Regions from separate parts of the Mus musculus genome. Here regions 1, 2, 3, 4, 5 and 7 are each linked to region 6. Evidence: chromatin loops called from intact Hi-C (ENCODE). Cell type or tissue: left cerebral cortex. All regions are shown on one strand.

Evidence for each region. A loop is a pair of places that touch in the nucleus more often than their neighbours do. Peaks named below come from ENCODE experiments on the same cell type or tissue, not always from the same donor. Only the 100,000 strongest peaks of a DNase experiment are listed, where the experiment ranks them.
Region 1: a loop joins it to region 6, with 6 times the contacts of the local background. A loop is called at or near these places in 8 of 42 quality-filtered maps.
Region 2: it touches region 6 in a loop (3-fold over the local background); 12 of 42 quality-filtered maps call a loop at or near these places.
Region 3: a loop joins it to region 6, with 2.9 times the contacts of the local background. A loop is called at or near these places in 3 of 42 quality-filtered maps.
Region 4: a loop joins it to region 6, with 3 times the contacts of the local background. A loop is called at or near these places in 6 of 42 quality-filtered maps.
Region 5: it touches region 6 in a loop (9-fold over the local background); 11 of 42 quality-filtered maps call a loop at or near these places.
Region 7: a loop joins it to region 6, with 2.6 times the contacts of the local background. A loop is called at or near these places in 3 of 42 quality-filtered maps.

The regions. Positions count from the first base shown.
Region 1 is chrX:56,595,839-56,599,838 of GRCm38, forward strand. Mmgt1 (membrane magnesium transporter 1) reads right to left here and starts at 2,106. Exons shown (of 4, transcript NM_146234.4): 1 at 1,947-2,106. The coding sequence starts at 2,025. Gm36239 (a long non-coding RNA gene) reads left to right here and starts at 2,354. Exons shown (of 3, transcript XR_386934.2): 1 at 2,354-2,464; 2 at 3,220-3,316; 3 at 3,425-3,818. In left cerebral cortex, no CTCF peak of the experiment used is centred here; DNase peaks (open chromatin) are centred at 1,664 and 2,233; H3K4me3 peaks cover 1,413 bases; H3K27ac peaks cover 334 bases.
Region 2 is chrX:57,379,333-57,383,332 of GRCm38, forward strand. No RefSeq gene overlaps it. Among named protein-coding and RNA genes, the nearest start is that of Snord61, 10 kb to the right of the region's middle. In left cerebral cortex, no CTCF peak of the experiment used is centred here; a DNase peak (open chromatin) is centred at 1,705.
Region 3 is chrX:56,607,945-56,611,944 of GRCm38, forward strand. It overlaps Slc9a6 (solute carrier family 9 (sodium/hydrogen exchanger), member 6), which reads left to right and starts at 1,891. Exons shown (of 16, transcript NM_172780.4): 1 at 1,891-2,243. The coding sequence starts at 1,916. In left cerebral cortex, a CTCF peak has its summit at 1,769; DNase peaks (open chromatin) are centred at 1,787, 2,096, 2,402, 2,958 and 1 more place; H3K4me3 peaks cover 1,766 bases; H3K27ac peaks cover 417 bases.
Region 4 is chrX:57,373,070-57,377,069 of GRCm38, forward strand. No RefSeq gene overlaps it. Among named protein-coding and RNA genes, the nearest start is that of Snord61, 16 kb to the right of the region's middle. In left cerebral cortex, no CTCF peak of the experiment used is centred here; no DNase peak of the experiment used is centred here.
Region 5 is chrX:57,390,922-57,394,921 of GRCm38, forward strand. Rbmx (RNA binding motif protein, X chromosome) reads right to left here and starts at 2,115. Exons shown (of 9, transcript NM_011252.4): 1 at 1,931-2,115; 2 at 646-777; 3 at 351-457. The coding sequence starts at 754. It overlaps Snord61 (small nucleolar RNA, C/D box 61), which reads right to left and starts at 588; the gene lies at 527-588. In left cerebral cortex, no CTCF peak of the experiment used is centred here; DNase peaks (open chromatin) are centred at 2,148 and 2,786; H3K4me3 peaks cover 2,366 bases; H3K27ac peaks cover 890 bases.
Region 6 is chrX:57,051,262-57,055,261 of GRCm38, forward strand. Htatsf1 (HIV TAT specific factor 1) reads left to right here and starts at 2,309. Exons shown (of 10, transcript NM_028242.2): 1 at 2,309-2,504; 2 at 2,693-2,937. The coding sequence starts at 2,749. In left cerebral cortex, no CTCF peak of the experiment used is centred here; DNase peaks (open chromatin) are centred at 1,986 and 2,373; H3K4me3 peaks cover 1,791 bases; H3K27ac peaks cover 853 bases.
Region 7 is chrX:56,648,671-56,652,670 of GRCm38, forward strand. Slc9a6 (solute carrier family 9 (sodium/hydrogen exchanger), member 6) reads left to right here. Exons shown (of 16, transcript NM_172780.4): 13 at 2,958-2,988. Among named protein-coding and RNA genes, the nearest start is that of Gm39515, 32 kb to the right of the region's middle. In left cerebral cortex, a CTCF peak has its summit at 1,535 (motif pointing right); DNase peaks (open chromatin) are centred at 1,563 and 2,392.

The sequences.
Region 1 (4,000 bases), 460 kb before region 6:
TGGTATGGAAATGTTCCTCTTCAGTGCAGTGATGTAACTCGAGTTCCAGGACTTCAATTTCTGTCCTTGCTACTGCTTAATTCTGCTGCTGCCTTCACTTCTGCAGGCTGCAAGGGACTGAAGGCTGCGATCAGGATCTAGAAACTGGTAACCCCAAGTCATACATAGCACCAGCTTTTCTGTTTACTACAATTTACTGTACCTCATTCAAGACATCCTCAGCAACTCCAGCACTTACTTCAATTGCAGAATGTTACAATGGGAAAGTGAACAGAGTTGCACTGCCTCAGTTTCCTCTGTGGCAAATGGGAACGTGAAAGGTGAACAGGGTTTATTTCGTGTATGAACAGTGAGAGCTCTGCTATATCAAAGGTCACTATGGCAGAGATGAGCATGCTCCAGCACCATAGGATGCTATCTGCTGCCACAATTTCCCATGACACAACTAGTGTCAAAGGTAAATGGCAGTCTTTTGCCAGCACGAGCAGTGCAGAGGTCTTGCTTCAGTCCACAAGGCATTCTTAGCACTTGAAAAATATAAAAATCCAAAATCTTAATTCTACATCAAGCAGGACAATATTATTCTAGATGAAGTAGGACAATCCACTTCTAGATTAAATAGGACAATCCCTAATTCATAATGTACTCTAGACTTAAAATGACTTGTGTGAATGTATTGAGTCTGCTTAAAAAAATATGCAGGCAGAGTATATTTGAACTTACAGAGCCTGTAAGGACAGGGATAAAAGCAAAATCAATCCAATATCATATGCTGTTTGGATTAACCTTTTAATGACACACTTCTAGCTAACTTTCTTGTTTGAATGAAGTCTACTCTGGAAATTTAAGACTATCTTCAGCTAGGCATTTCTTCACTGGGAAAATGAGGCTGTTGGAGTTCAAGCAAGGGCCTTACTTGCTTTGTGACTATAGTAGAGCCAAAGCTTACTTCGAAAATAACCAGTACTCCAGTGTATCCTATTCTCCTCCAGGACAGTGCTTCACAAACTATAAATCACCCAGGGATTTATTAAAACGAATATTCTGATTCAACAGTTCTGAGGTGGAGCCTGAGTAGACACTAACAAGGTCCCAGGTGATGTCCACGATGCTGCTCTACTGACCACACTATGAGCAGCAAAGCTCTAAGGCACTTTCCCCAGGGTCCCACCAAATTACTACTCCCCATGAACATACATACACACATACATACACATACACACACACACACACACACACACACCTTTGGAACATTCACATTATCTTACTGCAATTATTTGTTGGCCCACTAGTTTTTCCACTAGTCTAAGAATTCCCTTAAAGGAATCAAGGAACCTCTAGCACCTAAAAGCAGAAGCAACTTCAATTATTGATCTGAGAAAACAAACAAAAACAAAAAACAAAAAAATACAAAAATAAAAACCCACCATACAGCACCGTTATCATTTGCCCAAGGTCACACAGATTTAACAGTTAAGCAAAATGTTAACAACCAACCTTTTAAACCAGTCCACTGCTCTTTCCCCGTGTCACAGTGCCTCCCTGAGGCAAGCGGTCACTTAACTTCTCCGTCTTTGCCTGGACAGCAGAGTGGCCGGGATGCTGTCTAGCTAGCTGTCACGATGCCACATGCATGCAAAGTTCTCAATTCCACACTTTGTCTTAGCTACCTAGGCTGCATATGGCATGTCGTGTCTGGAGTTCTGGGACAGAGTCCCGGTCTGAATTCTTTCTCAAACCTCAGCAACCTCTTCTGGCCGTCCTGCAATCTAGGTGTTCCTCAGCCATCTGATCTCAAGCCCTCCGCTGAGGACCCTGCACGGCTTTACTTAGTCACCCCGACCTAAAACGGCTCTCCTGCACTGGGTTCAACAGTCCCTTAGGGGAGCGCCCCCACAGCCCCTGGTGTCCCCCACGCGAGCGGTCCCAGTCCCTCAGTTACTTACGCTGCGCAGCTGAAAAGGCAGCGTGGGCTAGGGCAAAAAGCCCGACACCTACAAGCCCCTTCCACAGCGACGGCGCCATGATTCAGAAGGAGCGGCAGCCCAACAAAAGGAGACGAAGGGCGGCAGAGGTACTCCTCCTTTCACCGGCGGGCGTCCACGCGGCGCAGGAACATGACGTCACCAGAGCCCTGGGCGCGAAGTGCCGGCGGTGGCCAGACCCAGAGAGCCGCCGAGAGAACGCGGAAAAAGGAATGCCGGGAAGAAGGGGACAGCGACACGGAAAAAGGGCCTGAGGCCTCCTCTGCGACTGCGCAGTGCAGCTTCCCGGAGAGAGGCAGGGCTGAGTTGGGGGCGTGAAAGAACAGGCCGAGCGAGACCAATGGGGAGACGAGGTAGAGCGTCCGCAAATACGCGCCGGATTTGGAGAAGGGGCGGGACTTACGGAAAGGCCTGGGAGGAGAAGAAGGTGGGGCTGGTGGCGTTGCTAAATGGCTGTGGGCGTAGAACTCGAAAGCCTGGTACTTGGTATTTGATAATTGGTTAATTGATTTGGTTTTCCTCCCAACAGAGTCCTTTCCTTTCACTAAGTCTTTCTTATGCCTCTGGCCTCAGAAACGGTTACCGAGGCAGGTTGCAAGGGCATCAACGTGAGGAAGTAAATAAAGTGTAGAGAGTAACTTGGGGGGTATGGAGCCCTGAACTCTCGCATGTTGGGGACGCTCAGAGCATTGGTTCAACATCTTACCTTTCTGCTTTACGTTTCTATGAGCAAGATCCACACAAAAGAGAGTGTAGCACAGCGGGACTGTTTTGTCATGAAGAAAGCTAGAATGTATGAAGGGAGAATAAAGGGATGTTGGAAACAGTCTGATGAGCACACAACTGTAACCTTTCTCCATTTTTATCTTCATCTCCTAAAATGTAGGCATTCAGAAGGAGAGTTTTTCCTGGATCTCTTTTCGCTCTACTCTCAGCAAGCTCATTAGTTCATTTCCACTTCAGACCAGCTTAGTTTTTCCAGTGATTCCAAATCAACAACTTTACCTCAAATACCATAACTCCTTAGCTCCAGATCAGCATTCCTAGCTACTCACTGCTGAGTATTCATTTGCGTGTGAGTAAACCCTGTGGGCACGACATTTTTATGGCCAAAGGTAACTCACACCCTCAACTCTATATAAGTTACTTCAGTGCCCCTGGCTGAGTGGCACAGCTTTGTTGATGTCATATCACAAAATAAGTGTGAAGCCTGATTACCATTCTTTCCCATCAGTCTCCAAAGAACTGTGTCATCTGAATCAGTTGACTCACCAGTACCTGGTCAGTACTGCTGGTCCTTACCATGCCTTTGAAAGTTGAAGCATTCTCAGGTATGATCTCCTTATTCTATTCTGACTTTATATCATCTTCTAAACGATGTTATTTCTTTATTATGTTTGTTGGGTTGCTATTGTTTGCTGCCTCTCTTCCCACTCTAGGATGGGAGCTGCAAGAAGACAGCTTTCTCCCTCTCTAGAACATTGTCAAACAGCAGGCATTGCATACAAACATGTTGGATGAAGGGTGAACAACTGTTGGTGAAGAACAAAGAGTGTTTTTATCACTGAAAAGATCTTTACAGAGATTCAGTCTAGTTCTTAAAAGCCTGTGGTCTTTTGGTATGCTTAAGTTTCTTCAAATCTGAAAAACTGGATCCCATCACATTAAGTCATAGTCATCACTGTTCTCTGGACCCTCTACACACAGTGCTTGATCCATAGCAATTGCAGTAGCATATATTCCTTACAAAAGGACAAGTAACAATGAACTTCAGAATCAGAACAAGCCAACTCAACACTATTTAGTTGACAGGACGGTGCTTAAGAGGAGGAGTTAGGGGGAGGACTGAAGGGGTTTGCAACCCCATAGGAAGAACAACAGTATCAACCAACCAGACACCCCAGAACTCCCAGGGACTAAACCACCAACCAAAAAGTACACATGGAGAGACCCATTGCTCCAGCTGCATATGTAGCAGAGGATTGCCTTGTCAGGCATCAATGGGAGGAGAGGCC
Region 2 (4,000 bases), 330 kb after region 6:
TCCTAACTTAGTTGTGGTGAATATAGTCTACAGCTATGTAGAAGTATCTCTCCAAGAGTTGATAGGAAGTCCTTAGAGTAAATAGCCAGGTATGGTATAGTTTGGCTTCTATAGTAGCTGCCCAAGCTTACCTTCACACAAGCAATAAGGAGGGTTCCCTTTTCCCCACATCCTTGCCAGTATTCATTGTTACTCCTTCCTTAATGAGTACCATTCTGGGGGTTGGTTAGATGGCTCAGCGGGTAAGAGCACCGACTGCTCTTCCAAAGGTCCTGAGTTCAAATCCCAGCAACCACATGGTGGCTCACAACCACCCGTAACAAGATTTGATGCCCTCTTGTGGAGTGTCTGAAGACAGCTACAGTGTACTTACATATAATAAATAAATCTTTAAAAAAAGAGTGTCATTCTGAATAAGTAAATAGAATCTCAGCAGTTTTGATTTGCATTTTCTTATGGTGTTGAACATCTATCTTTTACAATTTATTGGCCAAGGGAAGATAGAGATGACTCAGCAGTTAAGAGCACTGACTGTTCTTCAAGAAGATCCACCATATGGCAGCTCTTGGCCATCTATAAGATGATCTGACACCCTCTTCTAGACTACTCAGGCACCAGTCAAGCCAGTGGTACACAGATGCACATAAAAGACTCCTATGAATAAAATACAAACTTTTAAAAAGTCAAGCCAGGGCTGGGATATATCTCTACAGTTGCTAGAGTGCTTGCCTAAAGCCCCAAGTTCAAGTCCCATCAGCACATAAAACTGAGCATGGTGGTACACAGCTGAAATCCTTGTACTTGAAAGGATAAGTTCAAGGCTAGCCTCATGAGATCTTGCCTCAAAAAAGGTAAGCAAGGTATGGTGACTAATGCCAATAATCTTAGCATGTGGGAGGCAAAAGCAGGAAGGTCACCAAGAGCTTAAGGTCAGGTTGGTCTACAATAGAACATTCTAGGCCAGCCTGGGCTACCTAGTGAAACTGTCTCAAAACTAAAGATATAACTCAGTTGTAGAATGTACAAGGTCATAGGTGAATCCCACAATAAAACAACACATAAGTAGACTATAAAAGGCTCCACCCACAAAGTAATGATGTCTCAACTACAACACTAAATAAAATGCTACCATTATCTAAAAATCAAGAAACTATGAAATGTATCCAGCCTGATCCTCTAGTCTCTACATCACAAATATTATGATTACAGGTGTGGATCACCATGCCTGCCTAAAGTGCATGCTATTCCACAACTAAGTAAGGTATTGTAGTGTTAAGGAATGGGGCGAGAACATAGTTCAGTTGGTAGAGCGCTAGCACAGCAATGCAAAAAGCCCTCACTTCCATCCCCAGCACCACATAAACTAGTTACAGTGGTGGTACATGCTTGCAATACCAGCACTGGGGAAGTATGGGTAGGGGGTCAAGGTCAATCTAGGCTGTTTAGTTCAGGCTGGTCTCAATTGTATAGAAATCTAGTTGGGATTAAGATTTTAAAATGTATATAATCACCATGCCTGGCTATGACTTATTTTAATTACAAAGAAGAAAACATTAGAATTAGTTTAGGTGACCACCAGTACCCTTTACAGTCATTTTTAACTGCCTGACTCTCAATTCATTCTGTCTCAATGAAAACGAATTCTGAGCCTTTGCCAGCTGGCCCAGTTGGAGGTCCTGTCAGCAAAGTATTAGTAAGCCGCCACCGCAGGACTTGGGTTTGGTTCCTGCTTCCACAGCACAGACGTCTGTAGCCTGAGGAGCCTGTCTGGGTTTTATGCTCCTTCAGGGCACATATGTTCTGGACTCTGTAACAGAGTCCCCAGAAACACCCATAGGCTGTTTTTTTACAGTTGAGTACATCTGGCAAGACACTTCCCTATGTAGTTCCTCCAGCAGTAGAGAGCAGATTTCTAGTAGGTTCTGCTACTGTGGTACCAGTATCCCTTAAACATTTAACAAGTCCTAACCGTGCCTCTCCATATTTGATTAAGTAGGTGGTGAGGCTCTTCATTGATCTTCTAGAATAGCCCTACAGTAGGTCTTGAAGAATAGAAAGGTGTGTGTGGGGGGGTCTCCCTTGGGCACTCTAATCTCAACCCTACCAGAAGCAACTAGAGTAATTTAAGGTTTGTTATTTTATCCGGCGATCCTATACTCTTTATTCTCCTTTACTTCTATTACTCTACCCATTCAGAAACCCATACCAAATTTTCCTTGTACAGAATAGTGTTTTCTCCTCCTCGAATCCAGCCTGAGGTAAACGCACAATATGGGGTCTGTTAGGCAATGTCTTCAGACATCCCAGTGCTCTTTAGAAAGGGAAATGAGCTGCCACAAATGTCTGGCAGGCAGGCTCATAATCAAGCTACCTTTTGTGATTCGTAAAGTACCAACTGAAATCCCAAGTGCACTACAGTAGCAGTAGGGATGACCTTCAAACAGAGAATGCACGAAGTCTTGACTTTTACTTGCACTTACAAAGAAAATTGCAAGCTCGGGTGTATTAAGTTTCAGCACAAGTTGCTCTGAGAATCAGAGCTTCCCGATAGCTCTACAAAAGCTTACTTCTAATAATCTCCTGACAGATACTGCTGAGTATCGGCTGGGATGAACTCAGAATGTGACAACTGGACCTTAGCAAGCCTCTGATGCGACAGAACATTGATACCTGGACTTCTTCCAGCTTAAGCCCAAGCACCTTGCCCTACAGTCTGTAGAAATAAGCATCCCTCTGCTTAAAAGCAAAATCACAGATGGGACAGTTTGCAAGATTCTGTCCTCCTCTACAGTCACCAAAACCATATTCAACCAGCAGCTGAAGAGCCAGGGCCAAAATGTCAGAAAGCTCTGAGCAGGCCTGGACACACAACCTAAGGGCATATGAATCAAGCTGGGAAGAATGCGTAGGCCAAACATGGGTGGGGTTTCAGCATGGAGTAAAAGCTATGCTAGAATCAGAAGCAATGAACTAATAGCAATAGAGGGCTGGGGATATAACTTGGTAGAGTGCTTGCCTAGCATAAACATAAGCCCTGAGTTCTATTCCTAGCCCTTCAAAAACTTGGTGTGCTGGCATGGTGTAGTGTAAACCTATCTAACATACCAGAGGGGAAAGCAGTTCGAGGTCAGTCTATGTTCTGTGAGGACCTTGTCTCAAAAATATCAATATGAAGGCTGGGCATGGTGGCACACACCTTTAATCCCAGCACTCAGCAGGTAGAGGCAGATAAATCTGTGACTGTAAGGCCAGCCTGGTTTGTATGAGTTCCAGGACAGCCAGACTATGTAGAGAGACCCTTGTCAAACAAACAAAACCCTTAATTAATAAGATCTTATACATAAGGATATACATGGTATTAAAATAGTTGCTAATGGTGGATCGTGAATGGAGGAAAGTAAAAGTTAACTATGACTAACCTAGGAGAAAAAAAAAAACAGCTTGTAAGAACTTTCAGTCCCTAACAAAAGGGGAAACTAATTGGGTCCCAAAGCCCAGCCCTGAAGATAACACAAAAAGAAATTGATAGAAAATAATATCATTTAATACTTATGTAGCTTTTACTTTATGAGACAGTTTCATGAAGTCAATCTCTTCCACCTCTGGGATACATATTATTAACTTTCTTTACAGGTGAGAGATCAATTACAGATTAATTTCTCCAAAGTTCCCTCAAGTAATAATGCTGAAACTGGAATTTAAACTCACTAGAGAACCATTCCCTACTTCAACCTAGAGAGAAAGCAGAATTAGCAAGAGACAGCAGTTCTGAAGGCCTGCTGGATCGTGGAGTATGCATGCTACATGGGCAGTCCCAGAGGTCACACTGAAAAACCCAATCTTATACTGAGTCACCCATCAAGGTAAGGGTCTGCTGGCTGTCCCTATACCTAAATCAACAGTGCCCCAGAATTGACGTTTGGGGAGGAAAATTAGGTGGGGAAAAAAACCCTGAAAAGCCTAAAATGAATTTCTACTTACAAAAAGGGCTTAAAAAAGA
Region 3 (4,000 bases), 440 kb before region 6:
GAAGTGGAAACTGTGTGTTTGAGAGAGAATATTCTGAGGGGAGCCTAGGGTCATGGGTTTGACTGTCTGGTGAAGTTATTGCAGTGTAGATTCCTCCTGGAACCCTAACTACTATCAAGAGGCTGTTGGTGCAAAAGATTAAGTTGTTAGAGCCATGGGAACTGGTGGGAGCCTGGGGTTGGAAGAGATTTGTTCATTGTGGTCAAGAAAACACACCTGTGACTTTGTCCTTAAGATCCAGACCCTTGTCAGAAGGTAATTTTTGTGCAGAAGCAAAATAGCCTTGGAGTGAGTGGCTATGCCCAAAGGAGGTAAGCCTGTTCTGAGGTGGGAGTGGGGGAGGGGCATCCAGCTGGGTCTGAAGAGAGCACACTGGGAAACTCAGGCATGTTCCTTTCCTGAGTTGCTTGCCTGTATACGGTAAGGTGCCCAGCCCTGTGTGGACAGGGAAGGACAGTTAGACAGGAAACAAGGGAAAGGAGGCAGGTGGCCATGGTCTGCTTGGGACGACACAGAGCCCCAGCTACTAATAGGAAAGAATGGGCCGTTATTGTTGGAAAAAATATTCCTGGCCAGTCACACAGGACAACCATTCCAGAGTTGTTTTGATTTCCCTGAAGTTCGCTATCCTCACAGAGCTTAAGCAGTTTGTTAAGGAAGAGGCATCCAGTTCGCTATCCTCACAGACCAGGGTGGCTTGTAGTTGTTGTTGGGTGATGTGGCCCTGAGATGAAAAGGTTTCAAAATGGTATGCTATATACAAAATGGCAGGGTTGGGATAGATAGTAAATAGTACTGCTGATGTCATGAAGGCTTTGAGGAAGGATATATATTCAGAGAGGAAAGAATAAGCTAATTTAGAGGATAGACTCACTACCCAACAGATAGAGGCCTTAAGGAACAGTGGCAGGCCAGGGCTTGAAATGTGTAGCTTATTCGTGTAGAAGTGAAAGTCTAGATAAAACGAAGCCTAACTCACCTAAGGAGTGAGCCCGCAAGTATGGAGACTCTGAAAAAGTCCCCAAGCACAGCTCAACTATGGAGGTGAGCTGTGAAAATCTTGCCTCATGAGTTCTAGAGGGATCTGCAGAAATTCCTCTTTGGGGAAAGGGAAATGAAAGGTAAGGAGTCAAATGGGTAAGAAGCGGTGAAATTTGCCTTAAAGTAACAGTAAAAAAGACAACAGGGGAGGCAAAAGCCCTGTACCAGCAAAGATTTCTTCTCCAAGGTAGCACAGCTCTGAGGTAAATCTGAGCACAAACTTGATTGCCTACTCTTTGCAAGGCTGATGAACCTATGTGTTCATTCCTGATGATGGATGACATATATTAAACATTGACATCCAAAGAAAACCCGATTATACAGCTACATCTATGATCCATGCCTTTGTGTGAATTCTTTTTTGAACTCTTACAGTGTTACTGTTTCCCCAATAAGGGCAGAATAAGGGGATCCCGATTTAAATTACAGAGCTGGAGTTTAAGGCCACTCCCATGGGGACAACTTCTTATGCCTTTAAGAGACACTGGGGGACGATATCCAGATGGGTTATGAAGATCGATTTCTGTCCCCTTCCCAGCTGTCAGAATTGAACCCAAGTGGAGAGCGTGCAACCTGCTTCTGATGACACTGGCCCCGTGTTTCTTCAGAGGAAAACAGTGGATTAGATTCGATAAGTTTTCACTTTGGGACTGAGCTCTAGGCGTGCCTGTAGGTGGGTAGACAAGCCAAAGAATGGGGACAGGCAGGCGGGAGCTGTGGCTGTCACTTTAAGAGTGGAGGCCCTGCTGGGCGGTGCCTGCACCGCCGGCTGGGCTCTAGCCCCGCCCCTTTCCCGTGAGCCCACGGGGAGTGGTCGGGCCACGGGCGGCTGCGGGTGAGGAGAGGGGCGGGGGGCAGGGGGTGGGGGGAAGACATGGCTGGGGCTCGGCGCGGCTGGCGGCTGGCGCCCGTTCGCCGTGGCGTCTGCGGGCCCCGGGCGCGTCCGCTCATGCGGCCCCTTTGGTTGCTCTTCGCAGTGAGCTTCTTTGGCTGGACCGGGGCTCTGGACGGCTCCGGGGGAACGACCAGAGCCATGGACGAGGAGATCGTGTCCGAGAAGCAGGCGGAGGAGAGCCATCGGCAGGACAGCGCCAACCTGCTCATCTTCATCCTGCTGCTCACCCTCACCATTCTGACGATCTGGCTCTTCAAGCACCGCCGGGCCCGCTTCCTGCACGAAACCGGCCTTGCTATGATTTATGGCAAGTGACTTGGACCCCTGTCCCCTAGCTGGCACGGTCCCTTTCTCTGCTTGCCGGTTCCTTCACCTCCTGTCCTGGTCCTGCTCGGCCTACATTCTGCTCCCCTTCTCATTTCGTTTTCCACCTCGCCTTAAATCGTCCTCCGTTTCTCTGGCTCACCCCCTTTTATTTCTGCTACGCCCCCCATTTTTCCTATCTCGTTCTCAGCCTCGCCTCCCCATTTTGTCTGGCTCTCCTTGCTGTTTTCGCCTCCGACCCCACCCCCTTTTTCTCAGCTCCCTGCTGCCCCTTCTCTGCCTTCCAAGTTGGGGAGCAGGACGGGTGGGTGTAGAGGATGTGGGAAAGAGAGTCGGGTGCGGTGGATGGGATGGGGCTGGGGGCGGGGAAGACATCTTTGCAATCTCTGTCTCTGGGGTGTCAGTTTGTTTAAGGTTCGTTGAAGCTGCAGTAGTAGCTGTACTGCCAGCATCTGGCATTCATTTGGAACCAGAGTCGACCTTTACTTATTGCCCAGCTTTTGCTATGCCGCCTTTCTAGGTGCAAATGATAACCTTACTCCCGTGGGACCCACACAAACTAAAAACCTGAAGTAGGCTACAGAAGGCTTAGGGCATTTTAAATATTGTCCTCATTTATTATACTACACCTGATGGGGAGCCTTAGGGTTGACCCTTTGGATTCAGGCTTATGAAAGTGAGGACTAGTAAGAGTTATGGTTCTTCCAGCCGCATGTTACGTACCATATGATGAGAATTGGCCAGCCAAGTGGTAATTACGAACCTTCATGCATATGCATACGGGTGACTTGCTGTTGGCATGAGGTTATTGATCAATTGCTGTGTAAATGATTTTGGTTCTTCATTCACTGTGTTTTCTTTTGAGGTTATTTATCTGTGTGTGTGTGTGTGTGTGTGTGTGTGTGTGTGTTGGGGGAGGGACAGATGATACATAGGGGGTGGGGGGCGGAGAAAAAGAGAAAGAGACAGAGAGACAGAGGAGAGGAGGCAAAACAAAAACAAAAACAAAAAAACCAACCCATGGGCTTAGAAGCCTTTTGAACCATTTCTCTAGTCTTGTGAGGGGAAAAGATCTTGCTGACAGTCTCATATCTGCCTAGGAGGGTATGGCTGAAGAGATGAGGGTAGACAGACAATCCTGTCTGTGCAGTGCATGTGTGACGATTATCTTCATTTGGTACAGCCTTGAATTACTGAGCCAGTTGAGGTTTGTTTCTGAGACTTGAAGATGGGCATGCGAAGGCTTGGAACTAAAAGGCGTTTTTTTCATGCAGCCCCCACCCACCCACTTCAAGGAAACCCAGACTTCTAGAATGTGTGTGCATATCAAGGGTGGCAATAAAAGGTAGTTGTGTGGCTTAAGAAAGTGCATGGACTCAGGCTCCCATTCCATTTGTAAGGTAATAAATTCTAAGCATGAGGACTGTCCCTGTTTGCTAAAATGTCAAAAATGCCATTCAATTTGTAGTGCCCCTTAAGGCTAATCGGTCATACAAGCTATACATTTCATCTCCTTTCTCTGTGTGACACTGTATGTGACTTGTTTACTATCTTCAGCGAACATATACTGGGTAGTTTATTATTATATATTATATACAGGAACTATAGACATGCATATAATGGTATTTGAACTGTGGTTAAGTGCAAAATGAGCCTTATATTGTTAAAATAAGGGCTTGATCACAGATAAGCTCTTTCCTATTGAGAGAAATGGTATGCCATGGTAGTTGATGGTACGAG
Region 4 (4,000 bases), 320 kb after region 6:
CTGTTCAGTAGGTACCCTGTTGTGCAATGGCACACCAGAACTTATTCCTACTGTTTAACTACAAAAGCATACCTATTACCCAACATCTCCCACTTGCCCTCCCCAGTGTCTTGTGACTGCACATATGCAAATACGCAAGAAGTCAATTTTTAAACATAGCACGTGTAGACAGGACATTCCTTCATTATTGCAATGCCCACTGTGCTCTTACAGTGGGCTAAATATATTTGCTTTAAAATTTTCCATGCCTGAATGAGATCATTTGGTATTTTTATTTCTGACATGTCATTTAACATAAATGTCTATCAGCCTTATCCATGATGTTGAATCAGACAGAATTTTACCCAGTTTATGGATAGTGACTCTCCTTTCTTCCTCTTGCCCCCGCCCCCACCCCCACCACACACACTCTCTGTCAATGGACACTAAGGTTGATTCCTTACAATGGCTATTGTAAATTGTTTCATAATGGAGTAGGAATAGATGTGAAAAAGGCAGGCAGGGTTGCCCAGTGGGTAGAAAACCTTGTCACCAAGCTGGGTGACCTGAGTTTACTCCCTGGGACCCAAGTAATGGAAGGAGAGAAACAGTTCCCTCAAGCTATCCTCTGACTTCTACATTGTGGAGGAGCAGGAAGGGTTACGTGCTGAGCTATCTATCCAGCACATCTGTTCATTTTCTGAGAAAGGGCCCACTCTACGCTCCTTAGTCTAGTATTAACTATGTAGGCCAGGCTGGCCTTGAGTGTGTGGCAATTCCTCTGCCTCTCTGCTTTCTAAATTCTGGGATTAAAGAGCCACCATTTATTTCAGCTCAGGCTAAGTCTTTTATAATATGTTGTACTGGCAAGAATTAGCTCAGCCCAGCAAACTCATTGCCTCAGGGGAGTGGAGCAAGCCTGAGTCAACTGTTGCTGACATCGGCAGTGGATGACTTCAAACCCATGCACATATAGCCAGCACTACGTGGATTTGGTGGATTATTTTTAAAAAGACAAAGTTGGAAGGGAACAGATTGGGGGCTAAAGAGGGGAGTTAGAGGAAGAAAACAACGAGGAGTCTTTTTCATTATATATATACTAGAAATTCTCAAAAAAAGAAGAAACTTAAAACCAAAGAATTCACAGTCCCAGACAGACTACTTAATGCTTTCTATTGACACACCCTAGTGGCCTAAGGACTTCTTACTGAGCTCTAGCCCTTAAGGTTCCATAGTATAAAACTCTCTGGAGACTAAGCTCTGGCAAACTTGTATGGTACAAATGACAACCAAAGCACAGCACAAATTGAAAGTGATTTACAGAAATAAACAGATAACTGGTGGCACTGATTGACAGAATTGATAGTGTCAAAATAGTCTTTATACCCAACGTGGTCAACAAATTAAAAACAACCATTATCAAAATACCAATTACATTCTTTACAGAAATAGAAAAAGTATCCTAAAATTGATAAGGGACTACAAAAGACACTAAATAGTCAAAGGGGGGGGGGGATAACAGAATTGTATTAAGATATTTGACTCGATTTAAAAATTGGGTTACTTTCAGGTGCCCACCCATGGTTTGTAGCTCAGGCTAGCCTCCATCTCATAGGAATCCTTCTGGTGACCCTGCAAAGTCAGTGAAAACACTCAGCGAAAAGAACAAGGCTGGAAGCATTGCCCTGCCTGGCTTTACAATACAGCCCAGAGCTGGAGTCATGGCTTGGTAGTAAGGAGCACATTTGCAAATTCAATTCCCCACATCCCCAGCTCCAACAGATCCAATGCCTTCTGGCCTTCAAGGGCACCCACATGCACCTGTATACATAGGAACACACACACACACACACACACACACACACACACACAAATGGATCTTTCTTTTTTTTTTAAGAGAACCCATTATTAAGATATAATAACCAAAATAACATGCTGCTTTGGACATAATAATGCACAAAGACACCAAGGAACAGGGTAGAAAACCCAAAAATAAATCCATAGTTATAGCCAACTGATTTTAAACAACGGAGTCAATATTGAAAAGACTGATTTGCTCATTTTATATTGACTCTGGTGTTATGAGCAAATGACAGTCTTTTCAAGAAGTGGTGCTAGGAAAATTAGATATTCACAGCAGAAAATTGAAAACAGATTCCTACCTTTTATCAGTTATAAAAATCAGCTCAGGCTGACTGATGGTGGTGGATGCTTTTAATTCCAGCACTCAGGAGACAGAAGTAGGCAGATCTCTGTGAGTTTGGGCCAGCCTGGTCTGCAGAGTTAGTTCCAGGATAGCCATGGCTACAAAGAGAAACCCTGTCTCTAATCACCACCACCACCAAAAAAAAAAAAAAAAAAAAAAGAACATTAAAAAAAAACAATAAAAATGAAATAAAAGCAGGGCAGTGGTGGCACATGCCTTTAGTCCCAGCACTTGGGAGGCAGAGGCAGGTGGATTTCTGAGTTCAAGGACAGCCTGGACTACAGAGTGAGTTCCAGGACAGCCAGAACTACACAGAGAGACCCTGTCTCATAAAACAAAAAATAAAATAAAAATAAGTGCAAAACAGATCAAACACTTAAATATAAGACCATATAAGCTAAGGGAGGGCTCATCATGGCACCGGAAAGGGCAAGTTTCTGATAAGGCAGCAAAAACACTGTAAATAAACAATATACAAGTAGGACCACATCCCAACAAAAATGCTGTTATACAGCCATGGCAGAGGAAGCCATCAACAGAGCAAAAGTCTGTATATCTCACAAGAGGGTATAAGCCAGAAGTTTGTGTGTGTGTGTGTGTGTGTGTGTGTGTAGATCACAGGACAATTTCCATGAGTTGGTTCTTTTCTTCCAACATGGATTCAGAGGACCAGCCAGACCATCACTTTCTAAGCCATTGCTTTTACCTAATGAGCCATCTTGCCAATCCTCATTTTTTCCTACTTTTTAATATCCAAAATTGACAAAAGTCTCAAACAAGTCAAAGCTAAAAAGGTAAAAAAATAAAGAAAAAGAAATCTCAAACTAACCAACAAAAAAATTAGTCCAGACATTGCAGGCTCACCAGGTTTCCCATGAGATGGAAGCTAGCCTGTACAAGAGGTGAGATGGACACCTGAAAGAAGTAACCCAATTTTTAAATCAAGCCAAATATCTTAATGAAATTCTCTTATTTCCCCCTGCCATACCTTCTTTGTTTCTGTTATATTCTTGAGACAGGTCCTACTATGTAGGCCAGGATGACCTTTCCCCCAATCTCCTGACTCTCTGTGAGTAACTAGAATTCAGAGGTATATGACACCACACTTAGCTCTAAACAAACATTTCTTAAAAGACACACAGAGCCAGTGAAGTGGCACATACCTATATTCCTAGCACTAGGAGGCCAAGGCAGGAGGATTGCCATGAGTTCCAAGCCAGCCTTAATTATTATTTGAGACCCTGTTTTGAAACGGAAAATAAAACAGAAAGGAAGGAAGGAAAGAAGGAAGAAAGGATGACCCACAGATCAACAGGGGAATGTTCCACGTCACTATCAGGGAGATAGAAATCAAACTCCGTTGAAATGTCACCTTGACTCAGTAGGAATGGCTGTTGTGTGAGTGAGGCTATGAGGAAATGGGAAAGCCTTGCACACAGGTGATAGGGAAGGCATTAGTAAAGTTGTACAGCCATATGGTGGCTCCTCAAAAACTAAAACACAGGAAGGAGCACATGGAACCCCAGCAAGCTGCTCTCTGGGATAGCAGAGGAAAACAAAATGAGTGTGGTCTTAGACTGTATCCCCATAAGTACTAGTGACAATCATCACACTTTCACATTCAACAGATGTTTGTAAAAATTGCTTTATTGAGGTGTCATTTTGAAAGCACAAAATTCAGTTATAATTGTAACAGATTTTTTTTTTGGCAAGTTTACAAAGCTGCATGACCATCTTCAAAATCTAATATGAGTTTTGGAATAGATGAAATTTGGTTATAAGGAATTTCCTCTGATGAAATTCTACCCACAGCTA
Region 5 (4,000 bases), 340 kb after region 6:
ATAAATAACCCTTAGCATTAGCCACAAAATTTGGTTGTGGAATCACAATAAAATTCAGTCTAGAGACTGGGCATGGGTCTATTTCTGACACACCGAGGAAGATCTGTGAGTTTGAGGTCAGCCTGATCTTAGTCAAGACTACAAAAGACATTGAGTCAAGACTGACTCAAAAAAAAAAAAAAACCAATAAAATAAAATTCAGGATAGTAGTGTCTGTGAACAGAAGTCTCTTAATATGCATGCATACACAAAATAAAAATTTCAGAGCTCTGCTGGACTGAAACTTAGATAACACTTTTTAGTTATTTTTGTCACTAAGAAACACCTTTTTATTAAGCAGACAATCATACCTTTCCATTCATGTCTCTGGCAGCATCCTTTGCATCTGCTGGGCTTTCAAAAGTGACAAAAGCGAATCCTCTTGACTTATTCGTTTCTCGGTCCTTCATCAAAAGAACTGAAACAGTTGGGGGGGTGGGGTTTAGTTTCATTCAAACAAAGATAATCAGCGCACATCTGCGAGAAGCAAGCTCAGAACTTCTTAGAGGACAATGCATTTATCATGTCGGAAGATCAGTGGATTCAAATTCATCACAGCTTGTCTTTTAATTTTATTAATATATCATACGATTTTAGATAACTCACCTTCCACTATTCGTCCATATTTGCCAAACACTGCCTCAAGGGCTTTCTCATTCGTCTCTGTATTAAGCCCACCAATAAAGAGCTTTCCTGGGCGATCTGCTTCAACCATTTTTCCTCTTAACCGATGGGGGTCTGCTGAAAAATGGTATTATTATCTCTCTGTAGAAAGTCCCCAAAGTTTATTGAACAGCTTAATTATGGCTCATGTTTTGTTAAAATCTTTATTCTTTAGTAACTAAAGATACCAATAAACCTCAAGTGTGGTAGAAAATCAATTGAAATACTTTGGCTAACAGTGCAGCGCAATTTTCATTAACAGGGTTAAAAGGGCCTGCCTAATTTACCATCTTCATCTGCCCTGCTTTTAGTCAATGAAGAGCTACTCAACACTTAAAAAGGCTACTTTTAAATGTATTTTACTTTTAATATAAGATTGCAACCTTAGAGTGCAGGAATTAACAGAAGGGGGCCACCACACCTGGCTATGGTCTTGATCTCTTATCTTTAAAACATTCCGTTACCTATCAACCTACTTGCTATCCGCCCCACCGCCCCCAACCCGAAGCCAAAGGTATAAAAGACTTCCTATTCATTCAAGGTCACCAGCCAGACACACCAAGTAAGGAGCAAGCCCTTTCCACATTTAGATTCCCTAGTTAAGTTTAGGGACAAATCTCTACCTTAGGACAAAGTCGCTGCATCTAGCCCAACGAAAGATTGTTAGTTATCCGATCGAAAAGAAAAAGTGCCAGAGTCCGAAGATAACGGAACTCAGAATCACACACTCTTAACACTCTTTTCCAGTCCTGACACCTAATTAAGACTCATTAAAAACCGCGTGTTAAAGACAAAATGGCGACACTTGGAACGAACCCAGAACCACCAACAGCCTCCGGACGAACTAACTTTTGCATTGACAGTTGCAGCGAAAACTCAGAAAGCTTCCTCTCCTTGCCGCCAAGGACCAGAGGAAGCCTCAGAAGTCCACCAGCCTATCATTAGCACGGACGCTATTCTGGTGTTACTCCCGCGGTCCCAGCACGTCCCGCCCCACCTACAAAGCTGCGCCCTCCGCCCTCCCGCGACAGGGGACAGCCAAACCTCCGGGAGACGCACTCAGATAACTGACCCCATAATGTGCTGCTTCCACCCCTTCTGCTTTAAATAGGTTGACACCTTTGGGTGTCTTAAAATGGCGCCCGCCGCCACTATCTCCCGGGAAACAAATGACATCCAGCTCTAACAAGTCTGTATGGAAAACAGGCCAAGGAAAGGAAAGTCCTACCCGAGGGGACTGCGACGGTCTCAAGCTCCTCTGAGCTCGCCGACCGGACCTCCCGAGCAGCGCCGCACCAGTGACAGCTACCGATTTTCAGAACGGAACAGAAATGACGCTAGGACGACTGCGCAACGAGGGCGAACAAAGGAGACTGCAATCTTTATACTACCCGGGAACGAGGCTGAAGAACCCGGATGGAAATTAAGCTTAGAATTTGAAGCACGAAGGGAGGGGAGGGAGTGGTTCCCAGATTCTTCATTGGCTGTTCCCTTTGTCATTCACTAGTCACTCCGCCTCTTTCCTGTGTCTCTTAAAGTTCTGGCCGGTGCCGGATTTTAACCGTTTGCCCTGCCCCCATCCATTCTCCTCCAAGGCGCCTTTTAGCTTCGCTAAATATGCTAAAACACTGGACGGGATTTATTGACTAGAGAAGTAAATTTATTGAGCAACCTATTAGGTCAAACAAGGCGCAAAACTTTTACTTTTGCATGAAAATCCTAATTCCAAAAGCAATGTGAAAAAACGGTAGAATGCCAACGTTATAGAAATAAGAAACAAAGAAGTTTCGTTGATACTCAATAACTGGCTAAATTTTCTTGAGCAATAAGTAATACATTGGAAGAATCTGTTAAGTAAGTGTTAAGTGAAAACAGAACTTGATGACATTACAAAAATATCATTCATATAGAACGATTACTGAGTACCTACTTGATTTCTGTGCAAGTGAGACCAGAGTCAGGTGCCTCGGGGTTAAGACTGTCAAACAAAAATCCCTGACGATAGTTGGGAGTGCTTACCCACACATTTCATCCCAGTATTTGGGACGCTGAAGTAGGGCAGTTACGCGTTTCAGCACAGACTGGCTTTGTTAGAGTCTGTCTCAAACACCAAACCAAACAAAAAAAAAAAAATGCTACCAAGCATGCTTGAACTTTAAGTGAGCATTCTTAATTTGTTTTGTGTTTTGAGACAGTACCAGTCAGGCTGAGAGTGGTCTTGGAATTCACAGCTCTGATCCTGCCTCAGATTTCCAAGTGCTGGAATTACAGGCATGAGCTACCAGACCAGGTTCTGCATTCTAAATTTTTATCTGCTTGTGAAAGAAAAATAACAATTTAACCTAGAGGGGATTTTCTTTTCATTTCTTTTCTTTCCTTTTTCCTTTTTTCTTTTTCTGTTCCTGTCTGGCTGTCCTACAACTTGCTCTGCAGACCAGGCTGGAGATCCCTGTCTTTGCCTCCCAAGAAAAACGATTTTAGATACCAGCCTTTTATACTATGGATCATATTTCCTCATATGGGGTGATAGAATTGAATGTGGGCATAGTAGTAAAAGTGGCAATAATAAAAGGTTTCTGATACATAACAAAAATTCAATTCAAAATCAAATATATATGAGATATGTGGAAAGATTTATTAGAATGACTTACAGACTGTGGACCAGGTAATGCGACAATGACTGACTATGAACCCAGAAGTTCCTCAGTCCACGAGGCTGGATGTAGAGGCTGGTCTTCAGTAGATGCTAGAATCCCTAAAAAGTAGGCTCTAATGCCAGTGAAGGAATGCACTTGCTAGCAAGGTGAGAGCAAGCAGGCAAAAAGCAAAGGCTTTCTTATTCCAAGCCCTTATCTAGGACTTGGAAAGTATAGCACAGATTAAAAGTGGTTTTAGTACTCAGGATCTGGATTAAAGGTGTGTTTTCCTGCCTCAAGACCCAGATAGTCTTCCCACATCAAAAGATCTGAATTACAGGTGTGTCTTACCAGAAAGGTCAGGATAAGAAGTGGATCTTGCACTGAGTGTGGTGGCACACACCTTTAATCCTAGCATTTCAGAGGCAAGGCAGGCAGATCTAAGTTTGAGGCCAGCCTGGTTTACAGAGTGTGTTCCAAGACAACCTGGGCTACACAGAGAAACCCTGTCTCAAAACACACACTCTCTCTCTCTCTCACACACACACACACACCAAACACAACAAGTAGACCTTCCTACTTCAAATTAGGCAAAAATTCCTCATATACCTATGCCCTCCATTTTGGGGATTTTTAGTTGATTCCAGATGTTGTTAAATTGC
Region 6 (4,000 bases):
TCGTAAAAATAAGTATATTTGGAAACAACTACTGCTTTAATAATATCACTAAGGTTGAAATCAGATTCAGAGGTCTGTGAGGAGCCAAAATATTCTAGAACCCACCTGGAACCACTGTATTTACAAACAAAGGTGACTGGAATCGGAGTAATTTCTGACAAGCTTTTCCCTATGGTCAAGTCTGGGTCATAGTACTGATGTTTACACATATAGTATTTATTGCTACTTTTTTTCTTTTTTTTTTAGTGTCTTTTTTATTATCAGGTATTTTCCTCATTTACATTTCCAATGATATCCCAAAAGTCCCCCATACCCTCCCCCCCACTCCCCTACCCACCCACTCCCACTTTTTACTTTTAATGATTAAAAATTTTACTTGAATAGTTAACATTATTGCAATGAGCCTTGTTGATGAATGTAATCCATCAAAAAAAAAGCTGTTTAGAATTGTCTACTTTTTGAGTGTAAAAAGATGCACTATGTTCATAGCAGCCTTATTTATAATAGCCAGAAGCTGGAAAGAACCCAGATGCCCCTCAACAGAGGAATGGATACAGAAAATGTGGTACATTTACACAATGGAGTACTACTCAGCTATTAAAAAGAATGAATTTATGAAATCCCTAGGCAAATGGATGGACCTGGAGGGCATCATCCTGAGTGAGGTAACCCAATCACAAAGGAACTCACACAATATGTACTCACTGATAAGTGGATATTAGCCCAGAAACTTAGGATACCCAAGATATAAGATACAATTTGCTAAACGCATGAAATTCAAGAAGAACAAAGACCAAAGTGTGGACACTTTGCCCCTTCTTAGAATTGGGAACAAAACACCCATGGAAGGAGTTACAGAGACAAAGTTTGGAGCTGTGATGAAAGGACGGACCATCTAGAGACTGCCATATCCGGGGATCCATCCCATAATCAGCTTCCAAACGCTGACACCATTGCATACACTAGCAAGATTTTGCTGAAAGGACCCTGATATAGCTGTCTCTTGTGAGACTTTGCCAGGGCCTAGCAAACACATAAGTGGATGCTCACAGTCAGCTATTGGATGGATCACAGGGCCCCCAATGGAGGAGCTAGAGAAAATACCCAAGGAGCTAAAGGGATCTGCAACCCTATAGGTGGAACAACAATATGAACTAACCAGTACCCTGGAGCTCTTGTCTCTAGCTGCATATGTATCAAAAGATGGCCTAGTCAGTCATCACTGGAAAGAGAGGCCATTTGGACTTACAAACTTTATATGCCCCAGTACAGGGGAATGCCAGGGCCAAAAAGTGGGAGTGGGTGGGTAGGGGAGTGGGGAGGGGTATGGGGGACTTTTGGGATAGCATTGGAAATGTAAATGAGGAAAATACCTAATAAAAATATTTAAAAAATGCTTAAAACAAAATAATTGCTGCTCTCCCGCATCTGGTGCTCCTGTCATATTGTTCGCCAACTATAACTGAACCGCCCTTGATTTGTGCATGTCTTAGCTGCTGCCTCAGAATCTCCCTCAAAGCCTGGCACTTAATAGGAGTTCAGTAAATACTTGTCTGTCCTAAAAATATGGACCCCTTCCCTTTTCTAGGTGCATGAAACATCTAAGGAAAAAGCTCAGCTTTTCTTGGAAGACTGTTGGCTGTCTTACTAAGACACAAGGAAATGAGGCCATAGGGTTATGTTTACACTCAAGCTTCAAATTCCAGTCTGGAACACCTCGGACACGTTGCAGTAAGCTGCAGGCAAAAGCTCCTCTCACCTACAGCAGCCAGAGGGTGGTACCAGATGCCTAAAAGGGGGGTGAGATTAGGAAGTGATGGGGCCTTCTGCCCACTGCTTGTTAACTCATGCTTCACTAGACCTCCAAACAGCATGTTATGTGTTTGGGTTACTAAGATGAACAAAACCCGCGTGTACACTAAGGACAAGCATTCGAAAAATAAGACAATCCTCGGCTCCAGTGCAGGGGCGGGGATTTGCGCGAAGGAGGCGCCAAGGTTTCGCGAAGCGGGAGAAACTTGTCCCACGGTCCCACCCACCTCCCCAAGATGGCGCCTGCCGCAAAGCCCATTCCGCGCCAGCTCTACTGGAAGAGTCCTTTTTCAGGCTATCGCTTCGGCCAAACTCGTCCGGAGCGCAGAGGAGCCCGAGGTTAACGAGGTGCCATGCATTTCGGCAGGCTGCGTCCCTAAAGGCCAGTTCCCAATAAGTACAGACACGCGGCGGCAGCCGGGCTCCGAGGCCCCGCCCCCTGGCCGCGCAAGCGTCGCGGACCTTTGACGTCCCGTGGGCGGGTCGGCGCGACCCGCTACGTTGCCACCCGCGCGGACAATGGCGACTGCATCAGCCTGAGGGGGACTTCGCTCTCAACTCGTTGCCTGACGTGGCGGGGAGGAAGCTGTGGCGCCTCCGGAACCGGCCGCAGCGGTGACAGCGCGCCTGCGCGCTTCCGCCTCGCCCTGGCCCCAGCAGCGGCGGCGGCGAGGCCCTGCGGAGCCCGCCAGGTGGGTGGCAGCGACAGCGCTGACCATTTGTTGGCGCAGGCGTGCACGAGGGGGGCGGGCGGGAGGGCGGAGTCTGGGCGGTGCCTCGCAGACTTCCCAGGGTCTGCTGGGGCGCTGCGGGAGGCGGCCCGGGAGTTGCAGTGCACAGTCCAAGCTCTGCAGACCTCTCTTTCTCTGCTCTTGTCCAGCGCCCTCTCGGCCTCTTCACTTCTCTGACCGCGGTGTCCGGGACTACGTGAGAACCATGAGTGGCAACAACTTGAGCGGGAACGATGAGTTTGATGAGCAATTGCGAATGCAAGAATTGTATGGAGGAGACCCCAAGGAAGGTGACACCCAGAATGAGCCCTCTGGAGAAGCCCATTCTTTGGGACAACCACCAGATGACACTCCTTACGAGTGGGACCTTGATAAGAAGGCTTGGTTCCCTAAGGTAAGAAAGAGTATCGGAGTCCCACTGCGGAGCGGGGCCATAGGGTTCACTGGCAGCCCTTGCGGGACATTCCTCTTCTGTTTGCTCCACTGAAGTACTAGGTCTCTGAACCGGTGGTTGGTGGCTAGTCTATTGGTTCAGTCTATTGCATTCCCGATGTATAAAGGAAAGTAAATCTTAGGGTGGTGCCTTAAGTGATTTTTTTGTGCCTTATTAATTTGTGTATGTATGTGAAGGTCACAATTCGTTTTTATCTTGATATTTTTACTGCACAGAGGAAGAACACCAAGGAAATCACATTAGTAAGACTTTTATCCTGTATAGCCAAACTTAATTTACGCTTCCTGTACATGTTTGTGTAGAATGCAGCTTGTTGATTTACAGGGTGGAAGAGGTGTCATTCACCTCTACTGAAGAAACTTTTCTTGATTCTTGTTTTATCTATTAAATTTTGTTCCAGGGCATCTGAGTTCGGACCCTATAACCACAGGAATATGACTAGGAATGCACAGGAAATGAATGAAAGAGATCTATACATTTGTACTTGGGAATTGCTAAGTGTTTAATTTCAACATGGAAATAGCACAAGTGGTGTTGAACCTGGTCTTGTAAACTGTATGGTAACTGTACTCTGTTAGTCTTAGCCTCATAGGAACTTTGGCATCAAAGGGAACTAACAGCGCGACAAGCGACCGGAGAGGCAATCACACAAAACTTTTTCCATTGTGCAGGGGGATTGATTGTTGGTTGAAAAATTTCAGCTATTTATTTGTGCATATTTTAAGCATCCCAAACTGTAAAAATTTACAATTGAACTTCTGGACTGGCAATGCCCACTTGACTGTACATGTGATTTCTTTAAAGAGCGCTTTTAGTAGTCTGACAAACAATTATTTGGTATCTGGGTACCCAAAAGTGGATTCGGTGATGAAATTACTAGTTGACTTTGGGTTTTACCATCTCGTTTATTCAATACTTTTTTTGTTTTATGTATTGGCCACTTTAGTCATATACACTGTAGAGAAGTAGTAATTTATAAACATGTAGGAACGGGTGATAGCAT
Region 7 (4,000 bases), 400 kb before region 6:
GATGGTCATAACTAGGAGAAAGGACTGCCATTACTATGTAGTAGGCAGAGGCCAGTATCCTATTAAACATCCTACAGGGCACTGAATAGGCTACTATCTAGACCTGCAATTAAAGAATTATCTGGTCCAAAATGCTGGTAGTGCTAAAATGAAATAACCTTATTCAAAAGGACGGTGGCAGTAAAAGATAGAGAAGTTCTTTGTTACAGTTAGTGGGTAAAGTGATAATACACTAGTTAATAAATGAGCATGACAGTTTTAGATGATACTACATGTGACAGAAATGAAGATGCTGGAACAGTGCCTGGGAATGGGGTATATATAATATGAAGAAGCCAGGCAAGGTCTCTCAGAGAGGTTATATTTGAACTCAGTCTGCCTGAGTGGCAAGACCCTGCCAGTTCAACAATGACCAGGAAGAGCAGTCCAAACAGAGGGAAAAATCAGTAGCAAAGACCTGAAGGCAGGAGCAGATTCGGCCTGTTTGACACAGAGAAAAGCTTGCATGATGAGAGTGATCAAATTGGTAAGTAGAAAAACATGTAGACCAGACCCAAAGGGATCAGGATTCTGAAAACTACCCATGAAGGACCAGTAGCAAAACCTTTTGACTTCCCTAGATCTTTGTTACAGCTCCCCAGATCTGGGTGATATGGGGCCACATAGTATGGTCGTGTACCAACAAGACCTTATTTACCACTGGGTGTGTGTGAGAGTTATGGTATCACTTCTGATGTAGGGTTTTGTAGGATATAGCAAAGACTTTGGGTTGGAAAATTCAGTGGGGATTTTGAAGATAATAAAGCAAGAGAAAGACATGGTCTAATTTCTAGTGTAAAAAGATCATGTCCCCCGTCTTAGAAGCATCAGATCCCCAGTGAGTTAATCAGCTTGCATCCTTTCACATGTGTGACAGTCACACTTGGCTCCCTATCATTTAGCTAGCACACATGCTTTGCATTTCTTTGTTGCTGAGCCTTTGCTTGGCCTGGGATTCTCTTTCATTCTCAAGAACTGACACTACTACCCTTCCCCCTCCCCGATTCTTTTTTCTTGGAGTTGCTGTGTAGCATTGGGTCTGTCCATCACAGCAATTAGCCCATTCATCCTTGTAATCCAATATTGCTAGAAGAGCTACCTACCACTTAGCGCTAGTGATGCATCAAGCACTTTAAACGTTTTCAGTACATTGTTCTCATTTAATCCTTGCAGGAACACTTTGTGCTGATACTAGATGCATTGTTCTTAGGACCACATAGAATGACTGAACTGACATAGCTAGCTGGAAATTATCCTGGAGAAGTCCCGACACTATCCTGCCTTAACGGCAAACTCTTTTGTGTCTGCTGTAGTTGGGTCTGTTTCTCCACTAGTCTGTGAGCCCCTTGAGAACAGGGACCATGTTTAATTCATGTCTATGCCCTGTGCCTAGCACAGTGCCTGGCAAATAATAAGTGTTCTGTAAATGTTTATTAATACTGGTTTTGGATAAAGTGCGATTTTAATGTTCTAAGTGTTCTATCATCTTGACCACTAGGTGTCACTTGAGATGCATAAATGTGGTTAGAGTCCAATGTGACTGGAAAGCTATTAAACAGTTTCTGGACATTTTTAACAAGTGAGCCTTTGTTTGAGCTTTGAATCTGGTCTCGGCCACCTGTTTTCAGATACTTGACCATGACTCCCTCACCTTCCAGATGTGGTGTTGTAGCATCTTCCTCTTTTGAGTGTTGTCTTTGCAGATGTTGCAGATGTTGCTTCTTGTACTTGTGTGTTGCCTGTGCTGTCTGTAGTTGGTAACCGAATCAATACACATTTGAGCACCTACTGTGTGTCAGGTACTATGCTAGACTCTGGGGATACAGAGATGAATTGACACATGGCCTTTACCCTCAAGAAGCTCACAGTCTTTTTGGGGAGACGGACAGGTAAATAATTATACTGTACTGTGATGTATTTTGTAATAAAGAACTGAGAAAGGGCTGCAGAAGCATAAAGGGAGGTGATTCTGTGTAGACATGGCATAGAGCAGTTACTTTGGCACTTGACAAGGGAGTAGAAAGGTGAGAGGACACACATTGCCACCTAAGGGAATGAGTGGCATGAGCCAGAACAGTATTGACTCTTGAAGTTGCCAAAGGTATGGGGAAAGGAGTGTGTTATAGAATGACTGTCAGTGGGGGGGTGGGGCAAGGTAGGCTGGAGTAAGGGGTGGCTACTAGTGTGTCGAGAAGTTTGAGTCCTCCAAAGGACTTTCGACTTAAAAGGTTTAAGGATTGTGAGCTGTTCTCAGAAGCTTCTGTGAAACAGTGACCTGAAGAGTTCCATGCCTGGCAGCTGGAAAGGCTTACTCAACAGAACCCATGAGTCAGAACGGAGGCTGGAACAGCAGGGACAGATGACGAGGAGAGACCTGACAGGCAGGGGAGGGGAAAGAACAGAGCTGGCAGGTCTTAAACTAGAGAAGAGACTCAGAGCTACCTAATGAACTTGTTCCCTGGAATGTCCAAAGAAGGAATTTGATGTAGGTACACGTGTTCTGAGGAACCAAGACTAAATGCCCATCCAGTCAGGGGACCCTGCAGTCCCCCTGGAACCGAACCCTCTTCTGTCATCCTAACAATGTCACCATGAGAGCAGTATGCCAGCTTTGTTTGCGAAACTTTCTAATCATTCTTACTGAGCAACTGGGGCAGTGTTCCTCTCCCCCACTGCTTTCAGGAGAAGTGCTATTGTACTGGAACTGGTAAGTGAGGTTCTAGGACTAGAATACCTGCCCTGCTTGCCTTAGACCCAAAGCTCTTGCTAAAGAAAGCGGCAGGCGCCAGAGAAGAGAGAGAACAGTGACCATTCTGGAGCTTCTGTGTTGAGAAAAGTATTTGCCCGACACTGTATATATGTGGGGAGACCTTCCATTGGATCAAAAATCTCATTTGCTCTTTGTGTTTTTCCTTTAGGGTTGGTGTTGATTCAGACCAAGAACATTTGGTAAATATGCACTTGTGTTGTCCCTGGCATTTCTGTCCAATGTTCAGTCTTTTGGAAAGAAAACTGTCTCTCTTAGACTTCATGCCTCTTTTTTGATACTCTTTTGTTTGCCTCGGCTTTTAGCTGACATCATTTCTGGCGTTTCTCACTGTTCCATAGAAACAGAGTCATAGTTTAGGCTGTAAGTGGCTATCAAGGGTGACAGCTTGCCTATCTGTGGCCATCCTGGGTTTCTGCCACTGAGGAGAATAGGCTCTTAAGTGCTCCTGGGTGTTCAAGTGAGTGCTCTGGCACGGGGAGCCTTTTTCCACTCTGGTTGCGCAGGAAGGCTGGGCTCTGATGTCAGTCCGCTCCAGCTGCTCTTCCTGTGTAACTTTCAAGTTGGATGACCAGCAGCTGCCCTTGAGAACCGCCTTGAAGCTTCGCTTCTGAGTCTCCAGCTGGTCTCCCCTGCATGTTTTGGGGTTTACACTCTCTTACCCTAGGCCTTTTCAACACAGCTCCTCACTTCCTTCCTTTTGTGTTTCTCAGCTGTGAGCTGCAGACTTGTGGACTGGGCACAGCAAAGCTGTCTGTCCTCATGAGACTGACCACCCTTTTCTGGTATTTTCCACCCTCTTTTTAATGGTTTCTGAGCACCACAGAATAAGTGATTCCCTATTACATATTAGATGAGAAATCACATACGAGGTTTTTGAAAATGGAAAATACCTTTTGAAACATAATTCCTATTGTTTCCTGAAACATGGCATGGCATATTTTTTCTACAGTGTGTGCTTTAAATGAAAACATTTACTCAATTCACTTCCTAAATGCTAATTTTGAGTGATGACTGTGTGCATGTGTCTGTCTGTATATATGTGATATAGTAAGTAGTTGCCTGTTTTGTGGTTAGAATCTTAAAGTAGAATTCCTTGGGCAAACCAGATTATGTACACCCTCATCCTTGTAAGCTTCTGGGATAGGTCCAAGGGCTCCTAGTGTTTCAGTGCCTCTGCCTCTGTCATAAAAC